Linked DNA regions of Homo sapiens: region 2 is linked to region 1. The links are chromatin loops, found by intact Hi-C in ENCODE. Cell type or tissue: endothelial cell of umbilical vein. All regions are shown on one strand.

The links. A loop is a pair of places that touch in the nucleus more often than their neighbours do. Peaks named below come from ENCODE experiments on the same cell type or tissue, not always from the same donor. Only the 100,000 strongest peaks of a DNase experiment are listed, where the experiment ranks them.
Region 2: a loop joins it to region 1, with 26 times the contacts of the local background. A loop is called at or near these places in 1 of 110 quality-filtered maps.

Annotation. Positions count from the first base shown.
Region 1 is chr1:194,061,622-194,064,121 of GRCh38, forward strand. The region is part of intron 5 of LOC124904475 (a long non-coding RNA gene); the gene reads left to right. Among named protein-coding and RNA genes, the nearest start is that of LINC01031, 760 kb to the left of the region's middle. In endothelial cell of umbilical vein, no CTCF peak of the experiment used is centred here; DNase peaks (open chromatin) are centred at 1,030 and 1,470; H3K27ac peaks cover 1,703 bases.
Region 2 is chr1:193,141,290-193,143,789 of GRCh38, forward strand. CDC73 (cell division cycle 73) reads left to right here. Exons shown (of 17, transcript NM_024529.5): 7 at 561-777. Among named protein-coding and RNA genes, the nearest start is that of MIR1278, 6.0 kb to the left of the region's middle. In endothelial cell of umbilical vein, no CTCF peak of the experiment used is centred here; no DNase peak of the experiment used is centred here.

The DNA.
Region 1 (2,500 bases):
GCTGTTCAGCGAACAAAATGTGTTCTATATGGCCATTGTCTTTCTGTTATTGAAATAGCTACTATGGCCAAGGCTTTTTTTTTTTTTTTTTTTTTTTTTTTTGAGACTGAATCTCACACTGTCACCTGGCCTGGAGTGCAGTGGCGCAATCTTGGCTCACAGCAACCTCGGCCTCCTGGGTTCATGTGATTCTCCTGCCTCAGCCTCTCGAATAGTAGTGATTAGTGGCACACACCACCACACCCAGCTAATTTTTTGTATTTTTAGTAGAGACAAGGCTTCACTATGTTGGCCAGACTGGTCTCGAACTCCTGACCTCATGATCCGCCTGCCTCAGCCTCCCAAAGTGCTGGGATTACAGGTGTGAGCCACCGTGCCTGACTGGCCAAGCCATTTTTATTGGTGTCCAGCATGGAAGGCTGGTAACAAATCAAGGGACCAGAAATCAGTCTACAAGTGGGAAACGTTTACATGTGGTGGTGTGGTATGGCTGAGATGGCCTGATGCTTCTGTTGTGCTACACAGTTCAGTTAAATGGAAACCATGAAGAAGGGGCACTAAACCCCATAAACCATGTGAACTCCATCATCCCTGACTCTCTAATTAAGGAAATAACCTCAATAAAACCAAGTTAATCAGTGGATCTACCACCTAGGGTTTCCTTATAAAACTATTATTATAATTGTTATTATTTTAGGAAAGAAATGTGATGAAAAGGATATTGTACCCAATCCTACTTAAATCAACTAACCATTTAGTGCATAAGGTAGATAGAATGCTAGGAAAAATATGAGCCATCTGAAGGATGGAGATGAGGAAAGCCCAAAAGTGTGTACCATACATATCAGATTAGGATACCAACACACTTGGTGTGATGGGGTGGCCTATAAGGAGCTGTCTCCTGGGACCCTATTATTGGGCATTGGGAAAGTATAAAAGACACTATTGCTGCCTCACTCAAATCACTTTTACCAGATCAGTGCCTCCAGCCTTCCACTGCTTGGATGTTGGCTATTAACAGCTCATAGTTATATTCTGTTCCTGATAATTGTTCTTGACTAAAGGAAATTACTCACCCAGACATGTCAGAGGAGTAAAGCCTTTCCTCAGAGACAGCTGATAGCCAGTTTTTAATAGATACTGGGTACAAATAGTCACCCCTCTTTCATCAAGTTGAGACAGCTCTCTAGTGTCAGTTATACTCCAGAAAGCCCTGTTCGATCAGGCTAGACTTCAGCTGAGCCCATTTCTTTGCCTAGTTTCTTCCTCAGTTCAATCCTATTACCTGCTCCTGTACTGGATTCAGTTGAGAGCAATCACTCCATAAATCACTTGCTCAAGAATCCTTGTCTCAGGCTCTTCTTTTAGCGAAACTGACTTACGGAAGAAGGGCTTAATGCTCTCAAAGAAGATAAGTAATAATATAGTGAAACAAGGGAGAAGTTCAGTGACTTGCCAAGTCATGCTGTTGTTGGATCCAGCCCATGTTCTCACTAGGATTGAAGTTGCTATTTCCCCAGTCATAAAATGTAAACAAACATTTCCATGTTCAAGGGCCAGAGTTCCTCTCCATGAATGTGATATCTGACAGGCCCTACTAAATTCCTCTATGATCTTTCTGAACCTTGTTGCATAATGAGAAACCACACACCTTATCTTGTTCCTGGTTCTTGGATTTTCCTCTAATACATACTGACCCAGAAAATCTGATGAAAATCATATCTTGTGTTTCTTTGGGCAACAGAAAATAACCCCTATAGTTACTAAGGAAAGGATAAAAAATTGAAAGAAAGTAACTGTGTGACTTCTGTCTTTACATCCAAATTATTTGAGTGGATAGAAAGATTTTGTAGATTAAATTATTCATATTTCAGTCACTCTCAATAACTTGTTCATTTTAATGTAAAATATCTCTCTCTTTTCTTTTTTTTTTTGGCTCTGCACTCTTTTTATTTTTATTTTTTGGATCTGTCTTATCAGTTTTTCACACGTTGCTTGGGAAGTAATATTCAGGTGCTATTATTCTCAGTAAACAAGTGAGAAAATGGAAGTGGAATTTAAATCATGATTTCATGATTTCCCTGGAGTGGAAAGCATGGGTCTAGATATACAAGTATAACTTTAGTTAGAAAAATTGCAAATATAATTTTAGATTGAGCCTCACTAATTAGGATTCGTGGACTCGTGTGTGGTAGATATTTTAATATGCTTTGTCAAAATACTACTTCTCATATTTCTACCAAATAACCCCCAAAACCTCTTAGGATTTAATTAGCTACTGCAGTTTATCAATAAGAAATGAAAGAAGTCAAAGGTAAGTGGAAGACATTTTACAGACCCAGGATTAGAATGAGAGAAGATAGCACCTTGAGATGAGAAGGCGAGAAGCAGCTTGCAGTTTGAAAAAAAATCCAAAGGAAGCTTAACAATGCTTTCCAAGGTATATGTCAGTGTTATACAGGTGCATTAGTCCATTTTCATGCTGTAGATAAAGACATAC
Region 2 (2,500 bases), 920 kb before region 1:
AAAATCAAGAAAAGGGAAGAAAAAGAAAACTGTATAAAATATGGCTTTATCTTCCAGAGATTAAAGGAGTATGTTTTTGTGGCATATAAAAGCCTGTCACTTAAATTATGTTCTGCACTATGGCATACAAGTTTGAAACCTTGAAATAAATTTCAAGGAAAACCTAGGCTTTGAACTTTCTGTAGGATGGATTTTTTACCTCCTTCCAAAGTGGCATCTGTGTGTGTGTTTAATTTCCATAGATACAGAAAATATAAAGAAAAGCACCTATATTAATGAGTCCTGCTTTTTTGTGGGGAAGAGATGAAAAACCATGAAGAATTTTGTTGTATTGATACTTCTAAGAAATTACTAATTTGCTCTTAGAGTAATATCTCGACATGAATTCTTTATAAAAATTTTATATAATTGCAGAATAGCAAGTCAGTCTTACAGATAAGAAAACCTTAATTATTGCCATGTAAGTGTTTTTACCAGAAATTTATAAATGTAACAAAATATATTTATGATACACTCCAGGAATGCCTGCTGTGAAAATTTAAAAAAGAAATTGCTTTTAGGTCTTTGTCTGAAGCTATGTCAGTGGAAAAAATTGCTGCAATCAAAGCCAAAATTATGGCTAAGAAAAGATCTACTATCAAGACTGATCTAGATGATGACATAACTGCCCTTAAACAGAGGAGTTTTGTGGATGCTGAGGTAGATGTGACCCGAGATATTGTCAGCAGAGAGAGAGTATGGAGGACACGAACAACTATCTTACAAAGCACAGGAAAGGTAATTAAAATATTTTACTCATTCATTGGAGTGAGAGAGAGAGAGAGAGAGTGCGTTTAATCTGTGGTTATAGAATTGGTTAAACTTTGCTTTTAGGTGGAAGTTTCAAGTTTTATCTCTTTGAAAGCTCAGTAATAATGTAGATTTCCAGATGGCCATTTTTACCATTCCATTCTTGAATATGGTTGTTAGACATCAGAGATGCTGATGAAAAAGTAGGAATCAAAATGCAAGCTCCTTCACAGATCATTTGCAAATCAAAGAATGGCCCAGTTTTCCTGTTGAGTCATTTTTGCTTAAACCTAATAAATGGAATAATATTGATGGCAAGTTCTCTGGTTATTAATGCCATCATTATTTTTTTTTCTCACATGGTAGAGAACTTATGGAAATCTGTAGCAAACATTTATTGAGTATATTTTACACACTATATTCTGTTGTGTGGGTATAGCAGTTTTTTCATTAGCTCCCTATTAATGGAAATTGTTTTCTTTTGTTTTTGCTCCAAAGATTGTGCAGTTTTTCTCCCTTTCTCTGTCCTTCCTTTCTTCTCTCTGCCCCCCTCCTCCTTTCTCTCTTTCTCCTCCCGTTTCCCTCTCTTCCTCCTTCCCTCACTTCCTTTTCCCTATTATGAATAATGCATTAGAAAACATTGTTGTACACGTACCTTTGTGTGTTTGTGTGTATATAGCCAAAGGATTAATTCTTGGAAACAAATTGCTGGTTAAAGGAGATATGCACTTTATATTTTGAAAGATAAAAATCTGAAATACTGAATGTCCAGTATTTTCATGGATCTCCAAAAAGAGGATGCATTTATCCTGATTTATGTACTTTCATTTGTCTTTTCCTCTTTAGTGCCTCAATTTTCTCTTAAATGTTTTCTCCACTGATGCACAGTTGTTAATAATGATGATCTAGTAAGAATGTTGAAGTGTGCAAAGTTACTTGTGAAACTGAAATTTAACATTGTTTTAGGCAAATTGGTTTTGATTGTAGAATTTTGGGATTTTAGTCTTAAATTTACATTGCTATTTTAGTAGAAATAAAGCTATGAAAAGAGTATATGAAGAAAAGAATCATTTCTTTTTCTTTTGTACTTTGACTTTGTTTTACAAAGTACCTAAGGTTGAGATTAAGAATCATTCTCCAGAGCTTAGAATTATAGAGAAATCTGAGGATGTGAGTAAACTTCCATTTTTGCTATTTACAACAAAATGATTTGTTGATACTGATTTTCACTGTCTAGCATGGCTAATACTTGAGAAATATTGTGACTTACGTTGATCCACCAGTGTTCATTAAAATAAAAAAATCTCAAACTCATAGTAGAAGAATAAAAACAGGTGATATACCCTACCTAACTTTTAGACCAAACATTACTTTTTCAAGTAACTGAAGTGAACAGTTTTCTTTGAGCTCTAGGTGGCAGGATTGTACCATCATTTCTAAACTTACTGATTTAATATTGTTGGTACCACTATATCTTTTAAAAAAATAAGTTAATAAAAGAATTGTTTTGTAGCTAGGCTTGCCTGAGTATTATTAGTATTAAAAAATAAAAAATACTTTGATAGTCTTTCTGTGTATTGTTTTTATCTGGTAAACTCTAAAAATACTCTTAGGCAGGTGAGAATAAAAAAATACCCTTAGGTACTTAAAGCCCTGTGGGTTTTAGATAGACCTTCATTATTACTAGTTATCAGGGCTTTCTTATTTTTTG